Linked DNA regions of Homo sapiens: regions 1 and 2 are each linked to region 3. A link is a loop called in an ENCODE intact Hi-C map of the cell type or tissue named here. Cell type or tissue: PC-9. All regions are shown on one strand. Each heading gives the region's core, and the rest is flanking DNA. Links, peaks and the distances in the headings are about the cores only.

Region 1 (8,084 bases), core at 1,553-6,552, 350 kb before region 3:
AATAACTGTTGCTTTCCTGAAGATAATGATACGGGATAGGGTAGAAGACGAGATTTTTTCTCTCAAAAGTGGAAGTTGATATTTTAATTAACAAAAGGGTGGGATTACAAACAACATTCTAATCATATGACCACACCACATTTTTCTGTTTAAATCAAGTCAAGGTTATGATCGTGATTCATAACACACATTGACTAAAAAAAGTCAATTGGCATAATTAAGAAGGGGAAAGTTTTCTGTTTTTAGTAAAGAAACAAAACAGTCCTATAACTGACCTTTACATTTCATTCTACTTTAAAAAGGCTTTCTAGCCTTTTGGAAAATCTTCATACTTCTGTTACATATTGAATTTAAAACTATATGCATTAAAAAATGTGCTATTAATAAAACCTCATCTTGGCAGCTGGTTCAAATATTTTTTTAAGAATATGTAGCCATTGTAGCACTTGTAATTTAAAATAGATGGCAGGAGCACACGGTCACTGTATATTAATGAAAAAAGTAGTCTATTTGAATTTTCTTAAAATGTTGCTGATTTGAAGTTTGAGGGGACTTAAATATAATTTATCCTCTTTTGCCTGGTCCTTAGTGAAGCACACAGAAAGCTTGGAATGCTAATTCAGAATTAATGCTCCAAAGACATGTACAGCTCTTTAGGAGAGGGAGCGTAAGCTGCCAAATATCTAACCCCAGGCTGGAGGTCAGATGTTAGGATTCTGCTTCGTGACATTCTCTTCCAGCTTCCCACCCTCTTTCAGCTATTCTATCCTCTCATTGGGATGTTTATGTTATTTTCTCACTCTTTAGAGACAGTATTGGCGCATATTCCCATACTAAGACAATTCATTTTCCTCATAAAAAAAGATTAGAAGAATAGGGAAATGTTTACAGGCAATATGCATGTTGCCAGTATTTCTCTCCTCAATTTCAGCTACTAAAAACCAAAAAATGTGTGTCTTAGTGGAAACTCAATGACTCTAGGATTTAGTACAGGGCCTGGCACATAGTAGGTACTCAGTAAATCTTGAACAAATGATGTTTCCATCAGTTAGACTTTCGTTAGCTTACTTGGGTTCCCTGGTAAATTTTTTGCTCACTTATTTATTCAACCATTCATCCAATAGATATTTCTTGAGAGCCTATTAAGCACTTGCTACAATTCAAAGGGCTTGACAAATATTTTACCTGGACACATGCTTTCTATCTACAAGATTGTATTTACTACAAAAATAAACGTTGTTGAATTTTTCAAGCAGTTATTTCCATTTGGCAATCAGTAGTTTTCTCACAACACAGGATACTTATTTTGCTAATGAGACCAAGAACCATCCAGATGGCTTCCGTCAAGTGGTAAGTTAAGCCTGCTTAAATTTTTGGTCTGTGATATGGCCTTTAAAGAGCATAGAAGCCACTTGAGGGGCTTGTGAAAATGCAGATCCCTTGACCCTACCTGCAGAGATTCCAATTAATTTGTCGAGAGAGAAGCCAGGTCGTCAGTATGTTTTTTTTGTTGTTTTTTGTTTTTTTGTTTTTTAAAATCTCCTCAAGTGATTGTAATATGCAATCAGGGTTAAGAACCACTGGATTAATGGGCAGGAAAGAATGCTTAAGGTAAGTGCTCATAAAATTTTGGCATGCGTAAACATTAATTGAGAGTTTCTGGCTGCAGGGCACTGTGCAAGATGAAGAAAACTTATAAAAGGTTTTTGGAGCAGAAGGATGATGTGACCCAACCACGTTTCTTTATATTTATGTTTTGCCGATGTAAACGTTGTAAAATAACGCAATGTCCTTGAAACATATCAGTAATAAGATGTCAAAGGAGAGTTCCACTTTACTCATTCTACTCTCCATCTTCCCTGAAGTAAGCACTGCTGTCAGTGTAACAAATATGTTTCCAAATTTTTTCTATTCACTTGCGGTTATAGGTATTCATGGAAATATGTAATACTTTATAAAATGGTTATGGATACATACTTACATATTGGAAACATATAATACACATAGGATATATAATATACATAGGATTAATGCATATGAAGTTCAAGATAAGGTTATGAGAGGACAAAGGGTTAGGAGGTGAATACAAAGTGGTTTTATATGCCAAGAAATTAAGATGGGCTTAGGTATATGTGTTCTTTATGTTAATTATATTTCTTTAAATGCATGGAATTTAACACAAATCTATGCTTTTATTTTGTGTTTATATATTTTTTGAAATATTGTTTATTTAAAACGGTTTTAGATTTAGAAAAGAAATGTGAAGATAGTAGAGTTCCTTAAAAGCTGCACCAGTTCCTTCGACCATCTTACATTAGCATGGTATATTTGTTGCAATTAATGGAAAAATTTAATACATTATTATTAACTAAAGTGAATTCTTTATTCAAATTTCAGTAGGTTTTACCTAATGTCCTCTTTCTGTTCCAAAATCTCATCCAGGAAACCACAGTACATTTAATTATCGTGTCTTCTTAGACACCTCTTGGCTGTGAGAGTTTCTCAGACTTTTCTTGTTTTTGATGACTTTGACAGTTTTGAGAAGTACTGAGCAAGCATTTAGTAGAATGTCCCTCAGTTGGGATTTGTCTAATGTTTTCTCATGATTAAGTTAGACTTATGAATTTTGTGGAGGAAGACCACAGAAGTGACATTCTTGTCACTTGTCAAGGGTACAAACTATCAAGCTGACTTATCACTAATGATGTTGACCTTGTCAACCTGGCAGAGTTAGTATTTATCAAGTTTCTCCAAAGTAAAGTTTCTATTTTTTCTCCTCTTTCCATACTGTGTTCTTTGGAGGGAAGTCACTACGCACAGCTTACACTTAAGGAGTAGGGAGTTAGGCGCCGACTTGCACAATTCATTTTGAATTCTTCTGCATGGAAAGACTCCACAGATTACCCCTAGCTCTCAAAGCAACGTGGTGGGAATTCACTTGCAGGGATTTGCCTAGTGCCCTCGAGGTGGGTGCTGCCTCTCAGGCAGCCTGGTGCCTGGATCTCACTGCTAGAACAGGCATCAGAAAGATGCACACTGTTGTGTTTGTTGGGCTTGATGCCTCGGCATTTAAATTTAAGCTGAGATTCTCCACATGGTGTGTTGTTTACCATTAAGCTCCAGATCAGAAACCACTTCTCCTGGAATCTTTCCTGTGTGACCACCCTTCCTGAACCCCGTCTGTGAAGTGTTGTCATCCATCTCCAGTTGACCAGAATAATTATCTTTTATCTCCTCTGTGCCACTTACCACCTTCTACCTTCTAGTACTATTATTTAAATGTACAACTTTTCGCCATTCAGTTACATATTTTACAAACAGAAACTGATTTTTACAGCTTTGTCTTTTTTTTTGTAGTGCCTAGAACATTGCCTTAGTTAATATACGGCAGGACAAATATGGTTTATTATATGTTTTGTGTAAATATGAATATTACAAAGTAATGTGCCTATAGAATTATTGTGCTTAAAGCAAACAATTCAGTGGCATCTAGTACATTCACAATCTCGTACAACATCTAGAACATTTAAAGCATCTACTTTCAAAACTTTTTTGTCACCCAAAAGAAAACATGCCCTTTAGCATTGACTCCACATTTCCCCCTTCACACAGCCCCTGGCAAGCACCAATCTGCTTTCTGTCATGGTGGATTTATCTATTCTGGATGTTTCATGTAAATGGAATCATATGTTATGTAACTTTTTGTGTCTGGCTTCTTTTGCTTATAACAATGTTTTTAAGGTTCATCCACATTGAGCAGGTGTCAGTGTTGCCTTTCTTTTTATGTCTGAGTAATTGTTCTGTAATTTTGTCATTTATTGCAGGTATATTACATCTGCCCTGATTTTACCGCTAGATGGCATTACTTTCCTGGGAATTTCCTGGTCATTGCCCATACTGGTTAGTGAAATTAACCAAACTAAACTATGAAATTATATCAGTTCAATTTGAAAATTAAAAATTTTTAATTTTAAATTTAAATTTGAAAATTAAAAATTTAAAACTTTTAAAAATTTAAAAATTGGGCAATTTTTAAAGTTGCCCAATAAATTAGCATCTGTAGGCATTCTTTGACAGATAAAACCAAAGAGGTGGTATTCATAATGAGGTTTACAAATAATTCAAATGATGTAAATTTCTCAAAATATAAGCAATACAGATTTCTTTGCATTGTGTAGGAAGTACTGGGACCTTGAAAGCAAGATGGTGGAGACATGGGGACACCTGGATGAAATGTTATAATGCACACAAAGTTGTCAATTCAGTACCTGGCTTGCAGCACTTTTGGGCTAATTAGGTAAAGACCAGGCAGATGCAGCCCTGTAGGCTGGCAGTTTGGCAAGCTGAGTGGGGATTAGATGTGTGTCCACACACACACTCTTGGGTGGCAAACTTGCCCAATGAACAACCTGTGGAACGATTTCTGGAGGCCCTGGAGCTAGCTGTTGTCATTAAGAGACAGCATGACACAGTAGTCAAACTGTCTTCTGGATTACAAACTGATACCTAGTAACACAGTAATCTTTCTGGACCTTGGTTCCTTACTTGTGAAATGAGATAATGTTATGTTCACCTCACTGGGTCGTTACGCAAACTAAATGGTGACCGCAAGGAAAATAAATAGAACAATATATGGCAAATGTATATATTCCATAAAATATTAAGTATTATTAATATTACCCAGATAGACAAGTTCTCAATAACAGACAAGGTAAAATTGCACATTCCAACCCTTTGATGGTCTTAAGGCATAGGATTTAGGGTGGTGAGGCCTTGAAGGAAAGACCGTCCTCTGCTCAAAGCTCCCTAATAGGAATGCTGTAACCAAGTGGTCTTGCAGAGAATCATGAGTAGTTAAAACCTTTTGAGAACTGTCCAAATTTAGGGATGTGTGGAATTCTTTCTTCTAACTCTGTACTCTTATTCACTATCTTCGTTCTGATGTTAAATAAAACATTTTTGGTGATCTTATGAACTGTTAAAATGAAAATAAATCTTGGAACTCCAAAATCACTTAGCCAAAGGGAAAAGTCAAGCTGGTAACTGTGTCAGGCAAAACTGCCTCCCATTTTATTCCTAAATAAGATAGCTTCAAAGATTTTTAAAAAGCTACACACCTCCCTCACAATTGGCCCACTAGGAAATTCCTTATGGGCCCCCATTTATCCTAAAATGGTTCTGTTGAATGTTACCCTGACAATGTAAATTGATAGCTTATCTTCCCAGGTGTGAAGGCTAGAACACAAAAGCTTATCTTCACAAAGGATAGAACTGTAAGTAAGTCCTCTGCTTACCTGAGACAAATGACAAATGCATATCTGATGGCTTTCTCTGGTGTAAAAATGCAGTTTCACCGAGCTAGAAAAAGGCTTAAGTGACTATTCCTCTACCCTTCTTTCACATGTAAATTGTGTATTTGGTGAAAGGCTGATCAAAGACTCAAAATAATAAAACCATTTGTCTTTTACCTACCCATACCTTTTAAAAAATATCTTCCTCTTTCCCCTTTAAATACTGAAGCCCTCAAAATCATCTTTGGAGAAAGGCACAAACCTGCTTCCAGGGCACACGTCCTTAACCTTAGCAAAATAATCTTTCTAAATTGATTGAGACCTGTCTCCGACACTTTCTGGTTTACAGAAATAATGGGAAATGTCTATGTATCTTTGTTCTCCATCCATCCTAGCCAGCTGATTTGTTAAGATTACTAGTTTATGCTGAAGTCTGAAGTCAGATGAGGTAGTTTTCTAAATCTTTTTCTCTAAGAGGATTACTTACTTGTCCTTTCCAAATACTGAAATCCTGAAGCATACTCTCCTGCATGTCTTGAAGTTGCTGTCACCTGCACATTGTTATCACGAATATTTCTGTTCCCAGAATGGTAAGGAATACAAGCAAGCATGAGAGCTCTTGGATTGCATTCTGCAAGATTTAACTACCAGACTTCTTCATCATGAACTTAAAACACACTTAATAGATTTTTTTTAAAAGAGCATTTTAGGTCCACAGTAAAATTGAGTGCAAAGTACAAAGAGTCTTGCATATTCCTTCTCCCAAGAGCCTCCCCCACCACCAGGATTCCCCACCTGAGTAGTACATTTGTTGCAATTGATGAGCCTACACTGACACATCATTATCACCCAAAGTCCACCCACCCACATTAGAGTTCCTTCTTGGTGTTGTATGTTCTACAGGTTTGGACAAATATATAATGTATCTGTATCTGTCATGTATCTGTCATTAGAGCATCATACAGAACAGTTTCCTTGCCCTAAAAATGCCCTGTGCTTCACCTATTTATCCCTCCCTCCCCTTAAGCCCTGGCAACCACTAATCTTTTTCCTCTCTTTGTAATTTCACCTTTTCCAAAATATCATGTAGTTGGAATCACACAGTATGTAGTCTTTTCCGATTGACTTTTTTTTTTTTTTTGAGTTGGAGTCTCGCACTCTCGCCAGGCTGGAGTGCAGTGGCGCAATCTTGGCTCACTGCAACCTCTGCCTCCCGGTTTCAAGCAATTCTCTTGCCTCAGCCTCCTGAGTAGCTGGGACCACAGGCACACACCACCATGCCCAGCTAAGTTTTGTATTTTTAGTAGTGAGGGGGTTTCGCCATGTTGGTCAGGATGGTCTCAATCTCTTGACCTCATGATCCGCCCACCTGGGCCTCCCCTGATTGACTTCTTTTGCTTAGTAATGTGCATCGAGTTTCCTCCATGTCTTTTCATGACTTGACAATTTATTTATTCTTAGTGTTGAATAATATTTCATTGTCTTGATGTACCACAATTTATCCAGTCACCTATTGAAGGACATCTTGGTTGCTTCCAGGTTTGGGCAATTATGAGTAAAGTTGCTATAAACATCCATGTGCAGGATTTTGTGTGGACATAAATTTTTGATTAATTTGAGTAAATACCAGGGGGTGCAACTGCTGGATTATATGGTAAGAGTATGTTTAGTTTTGTAAGAAACTGACAAGCTATCTTCCAAAGTGGCTGTACGATTTTGCACTTTGCAATGAATGAGAGCTATTACTTCACATTTGTCAGTATTTGATGCTGTTAGAGTTTTGGATTTTAGCCATTCTAATAGGTATGTAGTGGTATCTCATTGTTTTAATATGCAATTCCCTAACAACATGTGATATCAAGCGTCTTTTCAATGCCTTATTTGCTATCTGTATATCATTTTTGGTGAAGTGTCTATTCAGATCTTCTTTTTATTTTTTAACTAGGTTCATTTTCTTGTTATAAGTTTTATTACAAACTTTTTATTTTTTTACTTTTTTAATTTTTAAAGATGGGGTCTCGCTATATTGCCCAGGCTGGCCTCAAATTCCCGGGCCAAAGTGATCATCTTTCCTCAGCCTCTCAAGTAGCTGGGACCACAGGTGTGCGCCACGACTCCCAGCTCATCATGGATTTTTTTTTTTTTAATTGTGGAGATTTTAGTAAATGTGGACAAGCACAGAAAAAAAAATTATATAACTCAGAAATAACCAAAACATTTTGTTTTATACCCTTTGGATCTATTTTCAGTGTACATGTATGTAAATATTGTTCTATGTCATGTATTAAAAAATTGGGATAGCATTCAACAATGTAGAAACCCTACAGTGGTTTATAAGTGTTTTCCCAATTAGTAATATTTGTATAGGTCCATGTCTTCTTTGCCACCATTTCACTCAGTTCTAGATGCTTCCCATATGTATTCCTTTGTTTCAAATTATGCCAAACTCTTCACTGTGGCTGAATGATTGAGTTGGCCTTCAATCATTCTTCCTTGAAAATCCATAATGAAGTCAAGCAATGTAAATACAGTGTGAAAAGTTTTCTGTAAATCTCTAACAGATTTTTATCAAATAATTTTTTTAAGTGTACCATAAGCTGTTCCTCATTTACATTTTTCTGACTTACAGCTTGGTGTAGTTTGGGATTTAGAGAGACTAAATTAAAATCCTGGGTCTAGGTGGTGACATATGCTATTTAACCTGCCCAATTTTATTTTTCTTACATTTAAAGATGGGAATAATAACATCTAATTTGTAGGGTTGTTGGAAGATAATGAATAGTAACCAACAAC
Region 2 (8,084 bases), core at 1,553-6,552, 650 kb after region 3:
TTCTTAGAAAAATTGCTTGGTAATAGCTATTCCCAAGCCTGACAAAAAGAACTAGAAGGGTACACCATATTATGTTCACATCAAGGGTCTGGGTGCAGAATGTTCACCCTGTCTCTAGTGGATTTTTGTTGCCATTGTTTTGGTTTGTTTTTATGCCTGCATCTGAATCACCTGGAAGACTTGTTAAAACACAGATTACTGGGCCACAGTCTGAGTTTCTGGTTGTATCGAGGTATGCATGGACAATTTGCATTTTTTACAAGTTTCTAGGTGATGCTGAAGATTCAGTTCAAAGCCGCACTGTGAGAATTATTATTAATACCGTGCCTTAGCAAATCTACTTGTTTCTGGAACAGAGCAACGAATGTATCTTCAAAAAGTGACTCGCCTTGTAAACAAGTAATGCTACTGTGCAGCCAGGGTTGAGAACTGCTGTCATAAAGCATCAGCCTGTCCAAACAATTTGTATCTCTTTTCCTCACATTTGCACCTTTGCTTTGCGTATATTGATTATATGAACCCATGCGACATCTCATCTTGGATTACTCTTGAGTCTCTGTCTTATGCTCTTCCCTGCTTGGGACCTCTTGGCTCACCTCTTCCCTGACTTCTTCCTCAACCCCTAAGACACACCTCTTAAAACAAAACAAAACAACAACGACACACACAAAAAAATAGCTTTAAGATTATAAGTCACATACCATACAATTCACCTATCTAAAATGTACAATTCAGTGGTTTTTAGTATAATAACTGATATAGGCAACCATTATCAATGTCTGTAATTAGTAAATTTTGGAATTTTTTATCACCTCAAAAAGAAATTCTGTCCCCTTTAGCTATCACCCCCATCCCTCCATCCCCATCCCTGCCCCCAGCCCTAAGCAATCATTAATCTACTATCTGTCCCTATAGATTTCCCTATTACCTGGATTCCAGATAAAAGGTCATGATGGAGCTGGAGGCCCTCATCCTTAGCAAATTAATGCAGGAACAGAAAACAAAATATGGCATGTTCTTACTTTTTTGTGGCTCTGTTTTGTCAGTATCTGCACAGATTTCACTTATTTTCTCCTGCTTTCATCATGGCTCACTGACCCTGGCCCGTCAAGTCATTGAATTGTAGAGGGTACCTCATCTTTCCTGAAGCCCATGAGCTATAACAGAGTCTGGTCGTGGTGGACAAGGCTTCAGGGCTGTGGGATGGCAGTGGGTATTGATATGCCTGTAGCTTTTGACTTTGTTGCACAGCTAACATTGACCTTGGTTTTGATAGAGAAATGGCTTTTTATGCCACTAATAGAAAGAAAACTGGTAATAAATATGTTTTATAGATCTTAGATTTAGAACTATAGAAGAAATTGTTTTCTGAGGAAGGGTATAGCTGCTGTTAAATTTTGAAAGCATTTTTTTCCTTGAGTATCATTTCTACTATGCAGAAATAATATAGCTTATTTTCTAGTACAGTGTGTGATAATAATATAGAAGAAATTGGAATATTTATTAGATGCCTGTAGGCAAAGTGGGAGACTAATTTGAATGATCTCTTCATGAATCTACTTCTAGTTTGTTGCCAATGACATTTAAAGTAGGATAATTTATTGCCATGGAGGTTGGCAATAATTGGATTGATTTTGAGATTGTTTTAATAACATACTATAACATTTTATAAAAATACAGTGTAGCCATCAGTCAGGACATTCATTTGTGCTGTAAATTACATACTCCAATATTTAAAAACTGCATAGTTTTGTATATCAAGAGAGATCCTTTAACATTACATTTTGAAAGTATTTCTCAATATTTGTATTAGTGACATCTAAAGCAACACCGTGTCATAGACTGTCTCCTAAATGTGTTTAAGGGCTTGCTAATTAATAATTTTATTTAGCTCTTTTTACATCTTATATTTTGTGTGTGCACTTGAGCTGTGTTTGGCTGAGAAAGATAACTTAACTCACCTACTATTATTACTTTTCTTTCTGTCTTTCCTGGGTTTTTTTGTGGCAATTTTTGCTTTATGATTTTATTTGATTTGTACTAGACCCTCATTAAAATTATATCCTTTGACTTAAAAAGTTCTCTCTTTAGTTTCATTTTAATTTTATTTTGCTTTCAAATAAACTTTTATAAATGAAATGTTCTCTCTTTTATTTTCTTTTTTCTGGTGTATGCTTTTTCCTCTAAACCTTTCAGGGATATTTTACTTTAGAGCCATCTCTTTTATATTTTTTATCTTTGAGCCCAGTAATTTCATAAGTATATATCTTATTGTTACTAGTTTTGTGTTCATTTTTCATGGGCTATGTTGTCCACTTTTGCCTTGAACATTCAGCTCTTCTCTTATTTAGGTAAGTTTCCTTCTAATACTTATTGGAAGATTTATTTGTTTCATTTATTATGATCTCAGAGTATCTACAAAAGCTTAAAGTATCTCCCTCTCAAAGCTTCTGTTTTCTTTTAACTCACTTTCAACTTTGATCTTTGCATTACTTTTTTTCTAGCCTTTTCTCCATGTCATCCATGTAATTTTCAAGAGTTCCTTTTGGCCCCTTCCTTGAGGTATTGTTTCAAAGAGGTCCTGTATTCTTTTACTGTTACTGAACTAATGCCCGAGTGTTTGTTGAACTAATTTGCTTCCTGGCAAAATTTTTCTGATATGTATTTTTCATCAGCTCATTTCTTAGGTTCTGTTCTTTTCTGTTCTGTTGTCTTTCTCCTTTTCTCTGCATATGTCTCTTGTTAATCATTACTCATCTTTAAATGGGACCAATTCTGTCAATTTTGTGAAAAATAGTGTTGTGGGGCAAGACCAGACTTTTCAGTTAAGGTATGTGTTCTCAGAACACTTCCTGTGTACATTTTGTAAATATATACCCATGAAAAATAGAATGGTAGTGACCACTAATATAATAATATATTTATTAACAGAAATATTTATAAATATTTTTAACTTGGAAAGAAGATTAAAGTATGTATTTATATATTTTTTCATGAATCAGAAATAATTTGACAAACATTAACATTGGCTATTGCTCAGATATGATTTTCATTTTCTTCTTTACGATTTTTTGAATAATCATAACTTTAAAAATAAGAATAGTTTACTCTTATTATAAAAAATGATATTGGCCGGGCGCGGTGGCTTCTGCCTGTAATCCCAACACTTTGGGAGTCTGAGGTGGGCGGATCACGAGGTCAAGAGATCGAGACCATCCTGGCCAACATGATGAAACCCATCTCTACCAAAAATACAAAAATTAGCTGGGTGTGGTGGAGTGCGCCTGTAGTCCCAGCTACTCAGGAGGCTGAGGCAGGAGAATCGCTTGAACCTGGGAGGCGGAGGTTGCAGTGAGCCAAGATCACGCCACTGCACTCCAGCCTGGTGACAGAGCGAGACTCCCTCTCAAAAAAAAAAAAAAAAAAAAAGAAAGATAACGTTGACACTGTTTTAAAAAAATGTATCATGCTGAAAAGAAATAGATCTTCTTTCCTTTTTTTTTAGTGGAGGAGTATTGTGCCATATGTAGGCTCTTTATGATGAAAAAGTTTAAGAATAATTGACTTGGTATATTTGACTGAGGATGAGGGTCTTTGGATGTTATATTGAGCTGACTCAATTCAGAATTGGACCCCCATGGAAATCATTTTGTGTTTAATTCATTGTTATGAAATAATTCTCTCTGGCACTAAAGACTTAAACTAGAATGTCCCCACAAGATCCTTTAACATCTGTGGGTCAAATCAAAGGGATTAAAACATGACCTCAGTATGAAGAATTGGTTAATGTCTACCCTTCTCTCTGTGTTTTCTGGAGAAAAATCAGCTCTTATTTGATTATTAGACGTCTTAGGCTTCTGTGAAAAAGACATCCACTTACAAAGCCATATATTGCCATCTAGTGTGTGAAATATATATTGTAGTTCCCCTTAGAATCTAAACTAGAGAGGACTGTGAAAATGACAGAAACATAGAATAACACTATAACTATAATATTCACAAAACTGCATATCACAGGGAAATAAATTTAGGCCCATTAGAATTACATAACTTACCAAAAAGTGCTTGATTAATGAGTGACAGAATTAGGAATGTACTACATGTTTCACATTTGTACAGACTATGAACAGCCACGTCTGTAGCTTCCTGTGTTTTTCTTCTCATTCTCATTCTCTTTCTCTCTCTTTCTAATCATATGTAGCCTTTAGGATTAACATAAGTATCATATCTTATGTGAAAGAATTCCCTTTACATTATAGAGTGGTCTGGATTTTCTGTCATCCAACTCTCTCTATTTTGCTTCTTATGGAAGAAGCAGATGTAATTGTTTTTTCATTTGGCAATTATTTATTACATTTATTAAACTTCCTCCCAGCTGGGAGAATAGAGAAACCTCATGTATCATATTGTGACCCTCTTATGATTTACTTTCTGATTCTATAATAGTGCTACTTTCTCTATATTCTTATTACAAAGATTATATCACTTAATCCTCAAAGTAATGCTAGGCATTATTATTGTCTCAATTCTTGGTGAAACTGAGATGTGAACCTCAGTAAAATGACTCCAGAGCTTGTACTCTTAACCACTGTTATGCATAGCTCTTCCATGTGTACTTGATCTTCCTCTCTACCATGCACAGAAATTCCTCAAACCCCTGACCCTTAAACATTAGATTCAGGAATTCCTAATCTCTCCTCCTAGTTTTACTTCTAGTTATAGCACTCATCTCCACCCCCCACCCTCTGATTTTCAGGGATTCACCAGTTTAATCCACCTTAAGATCCTGCAAGAGAAAGATGCTTTACTTTCTCATGTGTGTGTGTGCATGTGTGTGTGTGTGTGTGTGTGTGTGTGTGTATTTGCAGTCATCACAACCTTTCAAAACACAATGTTGAGCTTCTCTTTCCTAGATTGGAGGATGGGGAAAGGAGTTTGTTTTCCCTAAATAATTTATCCTTGTAAATTTTTTAATTTCTAGTTGCTGTGTGATAGCAAAGATGTAATAAAAGCGGAGAAGATCTCAAGAAGGCAAACTCTAATAACCAAAGGATCACATCCATATGTGAATATATGAATAACAGAAATAAAATTTCTTTATCTAGAAATATAGAGCTTCACAGATCTACAATGCCAATAGATGCAGATATAGAACAGATATGCATATGTATGTTTAATTATAATTTAGGAGAACATGGAATTGTTTTTAAAATTCTAAAATACAACCACAAATTAAGGAAATGCTACTTTATTTCAATGTAGAAAAGTTTTCAATTAATAAGACATTATTTGACTGAATAATTTTGCTTACATTTAAAAATTATAGCACTTGTTCATCCAGTATAATAGTTTCTGAAAGTTCCAGTACATTTATAGATGCTAGGTTTTTAAATGAACTATTAAAATAAAGATCTTGGGGGTACCTTTCTAACTTTCCAGGGATACTCAATAACTGCTTTCTCAGTGGTGACCTGTATACCATCCCACTCCTTTCCTCACATAATGCTCTGGTACGCAAAACAAAGCTTCTCACATCCTCCTGTCACTCTGTTCTTTCCAACCTCTGGCTACATTCTCTGGCTTCAGCTATCTAATCATCAACTTGGACCTTAATGCTATACTTAAGATATGTGAAATTGTTCAGTGGATTTTTCAAAACTATATTACAGTATATTAAGAGTATCTTTTCAGTGCCAGTGAATATTCATGTGCATCATTATTTTTACTGTGTAGTGCTCTCGTCTTTTGATTTACCTTAATGTAGTAAACCAGTTTGATGGGCATTTAGGAGATTTACAGTATAACAAAGTGTGGCTTTAATACTGCCAATATGAAATAAAGATTCTTTTCACTAAACTCTTTTCCTATGGAAACAGTTATGTTGATGTAGAGTAGAATAAAGCCCGCTTGATTTTTGTCCTGTTTTTTCTTAGCTAATCTATTTTTTATTTCTCTGAGTGTACTTTAGAATCAGGTTTCATTAAAAACTCCTGTTGGAATATTGATTTGAATTACACTCAATTACACTGCATTAGTTTAGGAAGAATTGGCATCTTTATAATAGATCATCTTCTCATCTAAGAAAATGAAACATTTCTCCACTTATTTAGGTATTTTTAATGTCCTCAGTAAAATTTTATAGCTTTTATCATAAGATCTTACACATTACTTATTAGGCATGTTAAGAAATATTTTATAATATTTATGGAGATTGTGAATAAGATCACTTTTGTTGATTTATGGTTACTTGGTTTTAGATGTTTCCAGAGAACAATATACCTACCTGAGTTTTTAAATCCAGCATGAAAAATCTCTTTCTTTCAATAGGAGAGTTTAACCCTTTTATATTTATTGAGATAACTGCTGTGTTGTTATCTTTTCCGTTGGTATCTACTATTTATTTTTTTCTTTTGATAGATGAGTTCAACCCTTTTACATTTATTGGGGTAAGTACTATGTTGTTTTTATCCTTTTCATTGGTGCCTACTATTTACTTTTTTCTATTTTTAAATTTTTGCTGGTTTTATCAAGTATCTCTTTATTCCTTCCCACACAGTCTATTCATAGAATGCCCAACAAATTGTCATTTCATTCATGGTTCTCTTCTTATTCCTTACAAACCTATTTATTCCTGGCCCTGCCCTCCTTTCCATTCCCCAGAGCTAACTGATGTTAACAGTTCAGTGAGTGCCCTTCCACACTTTGTTCCAACCATATAAAGCTTTGGATGACTGTGCGTGCCTTCTAAAATTATTGTTTTGCACTTTGCTTATTTACTCAACATTATTTTAGATAAACATCTGATTTATTTTTATTTAACAGCTGCATAAAGTTTTTTAGTTTGGGAGTACTGGAATTTAGTCTTTCATCTCTTGTTTATCTATGGACTTTCATGTGGTTTCCAGTTTTTTTCTCTATTAAATGCTATGCCTTGAAAAACATCCTTGTTTACATATTCTTATAAACTGATGCTCTTAATGCTATATTGGGTGATAAGATCCCCAAAGTGAAATTTCTGGCTCAAAAAACCTGTATGTTATAATAAGTATTGCCATATTACCTTCCAAAAAGTTTGTCATGATTCTCACTCTTACGTTTGACAATGCCTGTTTGCCTATATACTCATCAGGACCGGATATTTTAAATTTTTATCAATCTTAACATTTCTGCCAAAGTGATAAGTAAAAACAGGTTGATTGCTCTTGCATTAATTTGCATTTCCCTTGACCAAAAGTAAAATTGAGCCTCTTTTCATAAGCTTATTGGTCATTTAGAGTTTTTCTTCTGTGAAATGTCCCAGTCATGTCCTATGCTTACTTTTCTAGTGGATTATTTGTTTTTTATGAGCATTTCACACATGAAGGATATCAATATTTGTAATATAGTACTACATATATTTCCTAGACTAGCATTTATTTATCTTTTGCTTTTGTTTATTATTTCATTTGCCATAATAATTTCTTAAGATTTTTATTTAGTCAAGTGTGTCTTTTTCTTTAATAGATACTTGACTTCCTGATTGCTAAGGATTATCTCCCTCACTCTAAAGTCATATAAGTATTCTGAATTATATTCCTAATATTTTTAATTTTTATCCTTTACATTAAAATCTTTATATGGAATATATGTTTATATAAAATATGAGAAAGGTATCTAGCTTTGTTTTTTGTCTTTCCAGAGTGAAATCCATTATATCAGCACCATTTATTTAATAAGAGATTATTTTTTTGCCCACTAAATTGAAATTCCTCATTTGCCGTATGTTAAATTCCATATATACTTGAGTCTGTCTCTGGATATCTGTTCTGTTCCATTTATTTACTTGTGTTGCAATATCGTCATTGTTTTCATTATAATCAATTTGTGGTTTTAAGTCATTTTTAAGGAGTCTGAACTATTTGACCTGTAAACATGAGACAGCTTTATTTTTTCCCAGAACTGCCCTCAACGTCTCTATGTTGAACTCCATGTCTATCTAGAGAGGATTCCTTAATGACATCTTGGTCCTTTGCTATAACTTTCTGGTCACTTTTGGCCATTAGAACAGTCTCACTTTGGTTTTGAAGACTCGCTGTATTTATGTT
Region 3 (6,464 bases), core at 1,450-6,449:
GCTTTTCTTTTTTCACCTGACAATATGTCAGGGACTTCTTTCTACCTCAGGACATAATTTTGTGCCATTTATTTTTCAGCTAACTTCATTTTTAATATGAAACAACTCACCATTTAAGCCCTAAACCAAGACACTGTAGGTGTCTTGAATAGTAATTTCCAAACACCTGGCAGTCACTGCTTGCATCAGAATCACCAAATTGCTTTAAAAAGTACACTATTTAATAAATCATTGCATTAAAAAAGTAATGAGAGTTGGAATTATAGTGGAATTCTTGGATTGGCTACCATCCAGGCTTATAAAACAAATACTCCTGTGTCCCAATCATTTGGACTAGAGAATCTGTACTTTTATTTTTTCGTTTTATTTTATTTTTTTGAGATGGACTCTCACTCTGTTGCCAGGCTGGAGTGTAGTGGTGCGATCTTGGCTCACTGCAACCTCCGCCTCCCAGCTTCATGTGATTCTCCTGCCTCAGCCTCCCGAGTCGTTTTATTATTTTAAAAAAAAATTTTTTATTGAGGTATAAGTGACATAGAATATTTAAAGTATACAATTTGATATATTTCAGTGTTTGTATACACCTGTGAAACCATCACCATAATCGACACAGCAAATATATCATCATCCTAAAAGGTCCCTGCTGCCCCTTTGTGATACCTCCCCCCATCCCTCCCCTCAATCCCACTGATCTGCTTCCTGTCATTGTAGCTTAGTTTGCATTTTCTAGAGCTTGCATGAGAACAGTCATGCAGTTTATACTTGTTTTTGTCTGGCTTCTTCCACTCAGAATACTTGTTTTGAAATTTTCCTATGTTGTGTATGTCAGTAGTTCATTCCTTTTTATTTCTGAGGATCTGCATTTTTAAAAAATCTGCCTGGTAGATTCTTTTGCTCCACCAGGTTTGGGAGCAGACCTGTTCGGGACATCCTGATACTTTCATCTCCTTCTTCAGTTGCCCCAGGAACTCTAACAGTGCTATAGTTCTCCTTTCCCTGGGGCTCGTCTCTAAGGAACTAGGAAGAGCCTGGCCTGAGGCTCCTGGTCCTTTATAGTAACTAGAAGGCTGAGAGTTAAATGTCAGTTCCTCAGGGGCAGAGTTTGTTGTGGCCTAAAAGAGGGGCATCTGGAATGCAAATAGTTCATGACGTGCTGAACAGCACATGCTTACCACTTAAGGAATGCCCCCAAACCTTCAAAAATCCTCAAATTCACAAAGATTGAGGATTTTCGTTCTTGGTTCAGGTCTCTGCTTTTCTCCTTGGTCACATTTATGCTTATAGTCACTTGTTTTCTTCATATACCCTGTCACTAGAATTCCCCTACATTTTTGAGGATGCCTAGGACCTCTTACCTAATGGACATTTTCCTAAAAGGCCCAATGTCTGTCACCTCATCAGTTATTGCACCCCCAGAGATGATGGAGGGTGACTGAGCTGGCTGGAGGCAGATCCTGAGCTTTCCCACCAGCTTAGTGACTGCCAGCAGCCCACACACAGTACACGCCAGGCCTCAGCAAAGTACAAATGGCCACCAGACCTGGGATGTCAGAGGCCCTTGGGAATGTTGAAACCAAGGCTGTCCTAGGCCAACTCTATTTTATATTACAGACCTGTGTTGCTTCACCCTTCTGTGTCTTGGGCCTCCACTGGGCATGGGGTTTGCAGTAGAGACATTGGATCGGCTATCATCTAGGCTACTGGTCTTGTTCCAGCCCTCTTATCCAGCAGCTTGCCAGGGTCAAAGGCTGCAGGGTGAGGGCCAGAGCACTGCTCTGTGCCCCATTTGTGACCTGGTGACTTTAGATTCTAACTACCCTGGAATATACCTCCAGAATATTTGCAAAGCCCAGATTTGCTGTACAAGGCAGCCTGGGCCTTTGCTCTTCTACCCGCTGTACCATCTTTTGTCAGTAAAATGGTTGGTTGCTTTGTGCAGCCATTGTATCGGATCTTCCCTTTGGCTTTCCCTCCTCTGGGCTGTTGGCCAGGGGCTGCCACTGGTGCAGGCTGCAGGCTCCAAGAGGCAGTGCAGGAAAAGGCTTCTGTGGAAGCTGGGCAGGCCTGGATGCCGGGCAGGCTGGGGCTAGAATTCAGGTGTGGCATTAGAGGGCTCTTATGGTATGAGTTTGGGGTTGACCTTAAAGGCCATTTTGTTTACAGTCCATTCAGAAGTTTACTTTTTGTTTAAATAATTAGGATTAACTTGTTAATAAATTCCATACCTTGTTCTTTAGCGGGATTTTAAATATAGCATACTCATCTTTCCATTCTCCTTATAAACCTGATGAATTTCGGAGCTCCCCAGAGCCAAGACTTGATATTACTTCTCACTTTCTCACTGGCCCTGCCCAGAGCCCAGGTACTCTCACCTGTTTGAAGAAGGCCATCCCAGTGTAGTTTTCCAGTGTTGTTCTGACCTACCTAAGGTGCTATTAAAAATACTGGTTCTTGGGCCTGTCTGAGACCTGTGGAGACTCTGAATTCCTAGGGCTGTGACCCTGGGATCTATGTTTGAGTTAAGTGCCTTAGATGATTACGATGTGCTCTTTTTTTTTTCTTTAAAGGAAAAAACATACTTTTGGTAGGCTTTTAAAGAACACTGTAAAAAGGATATTCAGTATAATTTTTGTTAAACATGTAATATGTTTTATGAAATTTTAGAAAATACATGAGTGAAAGAAAAATGACTTGTATGTCTAGCACCCAGCAATAGCCACTATTAATATTTTGGTATAATCTTACAGTTTTGTAATATAATCATTTCCATTACAAAAGTCAGATCATACTACATCTGCTTTTATGTAAATTTTCATTTAAAGAAATGCCATTATATTTGTTAGATACAAGTTAAGCTGTTGTATTAGAGACCCCAAAATACAGCTGCTAAATAAAGAGTTTATTTCTTTCTCATAATAAAGTTCAGAGAGAGGTGGCCCAGACTGATGATAGAGGGGGTTTTGGCTGTGTTCCATGAGGCCATGCAGGGACCCAGTTCCCTCCATACTATAGCTCTGCCATCCTCGGGGTGTTGTCCTCTTCTGCCTGGTTGCAGCCCGGTCACCTCCATGTCTCTTCCAACTCACAGGAAGGCAGGGGAGAGGGAGCTCAGGGCAAGTGACTTTGTGCGAAGGAGATAGCTTAGAAGTGAGCGGTATGGCCATAGCCTGGCTGCTCGCAGGAGGATGAGGATGTGGTTTCTATCTTGGCAGCCATGTACTTAGGGAAAGCTTTAGGGATTCTGTTACTGAAAGGAAGAAGGCAAGAATGGGAATGGGTGGCAGTCTCTGCCATAATTAAAAATGCCTTTCCGGGTCAGTAACTAAAGTTTTAAAATATTTGTCATAAAGGGCAGTTTCTGTTGCTTGAATTTTATTATCATTTTGTTTTTTGCAGTGATAGTTGTTTTGCAGTCATAAATCATCTGTCCTTATATGTTAGAGTGTTTTCTTAGGATGATACATTTATAGCAGTAGACTTAGTAAGGGAGAGGGTAGGCATAGCTTTAAGACTTCTAATACATATTGTACTTTAGAAAAGTTGAACCCGTTTACATTTTTATTACCATTCAAGACCTAAATATAATTTTTAAATGTCATTTTAAAACGGTTTATCCTAATACTATAGGCATTTCCTCCTGATCATTATCTACATATACTCTGTGATATGATTATCACAGAAGTATAACCTTAGTGTATATTTGGTTTCATTTTTTTCCACTTAGTATTATTTATGAGATTATCTGTAAGCCATTTTCTGTTTGTATTTTATTTATATTTATGACAGTGGCATACCCCTTGTGTATATTTATGTAACATATTTACCCAAATATCTATTATTTGAAATGGTAAGTTTTGGCCACAAGGTGGCGCCCGGTAAAAAGAAATGCCCAGACATTCTCTTCAAAACTGCTTTTGGTTTATGTGAAGTCTGTTCTTATCAACTGCATACAATTCTACTGTTTGATGTAATAAAACACAGAGCGAGATGATATACTACAAGGGATTGTTACTTATTAAAATTGGGCTTTAGCTTATTTCCAGGTTTTTGTTACTGGAAATCATCTTAATACTTTTCTTTTGAAATATCCTTTCAAGTGGATAGCTTGAAGTCCTAAGTGACTTAGCACAAAGTCAAATTTAGAACTTCAGTCTGAGCTATAGGCAAGTTTCACCTTTGTATTCTGTGCTCACGCTGGTGCTTCATATGAATGCTGAAGGACATGTGACAAAGTGATGAACTGCTGTCTGTGTTCAGTGGCAGAATAGTTTGCATCAATATATTTTCACTGACAAAGATGGGGAACAGATGTACCAACAGGTGCTGTGAATCCAAATTTTGTTTTGCTTGTTAAATATGCCACAGGTATTTAATATCAGTCATTTGCAACGGCAAAAACAGATGCCAAATATTTCTCCTGTAACAATCCCCTATAGTATATCATCTCACTCTGTCTTTTATTACATCAAACAGTAGAATTGTATGCAGTTGATTAGAACAGACTTCACATAAATCAAAAGCAGTTTTGACAAAGAATGTCTGAGCATTTCTTTTTACCAGGCGCCACCTTGTGGCCAAAACTTACCATTTCAAATTCATTTGGCTTGCCAATTTTGTGTTTAATTTTTGACATACATTTAATTTGAGAGTGTAGAGGAAATATGGATTTGCACTATTTTGAATTTTAAAAATAAGTGACATTTTGCTAATATTTTATATTATACTATTTTAAATATGAATAAATGTAAATTTCAATACAATTTCAATTTCATGGCTCTAGTATCCCTAACTAGTTAGAATTGTGCTGGCATGCAGTACTACTTGGTGATTATACTGATACCAGTACTCAAGAAAAAGTGTTTAATCAATACCATCATTAAAATTTGACTAATATAACTAGACAAGTAGAATGGGTAAATAGAAAATATACAGTCATCCCTCAAGTATCTTTGGGGACTGGCTGCAGACATCATCCCCAAACCAAAATTCACAGATACTCAAGTCCCTTATATAAAATGATGTAGTATTTGCATATAGCCTATGCATATCCTTTCATATGCTTTAAATCATCTCTAGATTACTTATGATGCTTAATACAATGTAAACGCTATGTAAGTAGGTGTTACACTGTTTTAAAATTTGTATTTTTTATTGTTTTATTATCTTTTATTGTTTTTTTCCAAATATTTTCCATCTGCAAAATATCACTTGGCTGAATCCACAGATACAAAACTGGATATGGAGGGCCAATTGTATATTATAATTATTTTATCTATATATATCCATCTCTCTCTCTCTCTCTCTATTATATATATATATATGTATATATATATGTAGCTACCTATCTGTCTACCTTTATTTCCCAAGTAAAATGACTAACTCTTTGAAAAAGCTTAGGATGCAAATTTCAGCAGAAAATGTCAGCATAAAGTTCCGCTAGCAGGAGCAACTGTTGATCTAGTATAATTGACAGCATATGTGCATAGCTGCTTTCTTGTGTCAGGTGGTAGCTGCTTAACAATCATACAATGAGAAATTGAGTCATTCAGTAAAGCAGGACAAAACCATGCCATCTCATTTAAAATAATGCCTTGGAAATGAAGAGTAAATCTGGATATTGGTATAAAGTTGATTTCCGAGGTTGTGGCTAGCTCCAGCAACCTATGATGTTATCTCTAACTTTGGTGTCAGATAACTCTTTTCCAAATTATCTTCTTTTTAGGCTGTTAAATTCCAAAAGTTTCAAGCCTTTGACTGGGGAAGCAGTGCCAAGAATTATTTTCATTACAACCAGGTAAAGTTTTTAGTCTTTTCATTAAAGGGGGCCCTGAAAACTCATCAAGAAAGCCAGCCTGGCCTATCAGGATTCTGGCCAGGCTCAGGTGCTGTGGGAAATGTTTGCAGGAGTTGACTAGTGTTTGTTTTCCATCAGTCCATTCAGAACAATCCAAGCTTTGTAGCTGGTGTTGTGGACTGGGCCTCCTCTCTTTGTCCTTTCCCCAGCTCTAAATAAGAATCATCACTGTTATGCATTACTCAGAGTAATCACGAACATAGCCTGTAGAGTCAGACAGTCCTATGTCTGTTATCTGGTAGCTATGGGGCCTTGGCCAGATTACATTGCTTAAGCCTCTTCCCTGCACTAATAAAATTAGCATTTTTGAGCATGCTAAATGCACTGAAGTGTGAGGCACTTTGCTCTGTTTTTTAAATTTAATTCCCAGAGCATCTCTGTGATGTAAACGTGATTATCTCTGACTTAAACATGAGGACAGTGAGGCTTAGAGAATTTCTGTGACTTGTCTTACACCCAAAGGGAAGAAGTAGGAGGGCATGACCCCAAACTCTTTCCAGCCACTATTGCCTTGAGTGTACTACCTATGGAGTACAACACCTTCCTTGCCGGGGATTAAACATTCATTTTGGTGCCCAGCCTACGGCAGCAGCTCCACAGCTAGTGGCGA

The links. Hi-C counts contacts between places; a loop is a spot of excess contacts. Peaks named below come from ENCODE experiments on the same cell type or tissue, not always from the same donor. Only the 100,000 strongest peaks of a DNase experiment are listed, where the experiment ranks them.
Region 1: a loop joins it to region 3, with 28 times the contacts of the local background. A loop is called at or near these places in 26 of 110 quality-filtered maps.
Region 2: a loop joins it to region 3, with 11 times the contacts of the local background. A loop is called at or near these places in 9 of 110 quality-filtered maps.

Annotation. Positions count from the first base shown.
Region 1 is chr10:89,559,824-89,567,907 of GRCh38, reverse strand. No RefSeq gene overlaps it. Among named protein-coding and RNA genes, the nearest start is that of SLC16A12, 28 kb to the right of the region's middle. In PC-9, for the core only: CTCF peaks have their summits at 3,631 and 3,831 (motif pointing right); no DNase peak of the experiment used is centred there.
Region 2 is chr10:88,561,093-88,569,176 of GRCh38, reverse strand. All of the region lies in intron 4 of RNLS (renalase, FAD dependent amine oxidase), which reads left to right. Among named protein-coding and RNA genes, the nearest start is that of RNLS, 18 kb to the left of the region's middle. In PC-9, for the core only: CTCF peaks have their summits at 3,681 and 3,885 (motif pointing left); no DNase peak of the experiment used is centred there.
Region 3 is chr10:89,215,268-89,221,731 of GRCh38, reverse strand. It overlaps LIPA (lipase A, lysosomal acid type), which reads left to right. Exons shown (of 10, transcript NM_000235.4): 9 at 5,723-5,794. Among named protein-coding and RNA genes, the nearest start is that of CH25H, 11 kb to the right of the region's middle. In PC-9, for the core only: CTCF peaks have their summits at 3,694, 3,893 (motif pointing right) and 4,461; no DNase peak of the experiment used is centred there; H3K27ac peaks cover 552 bases.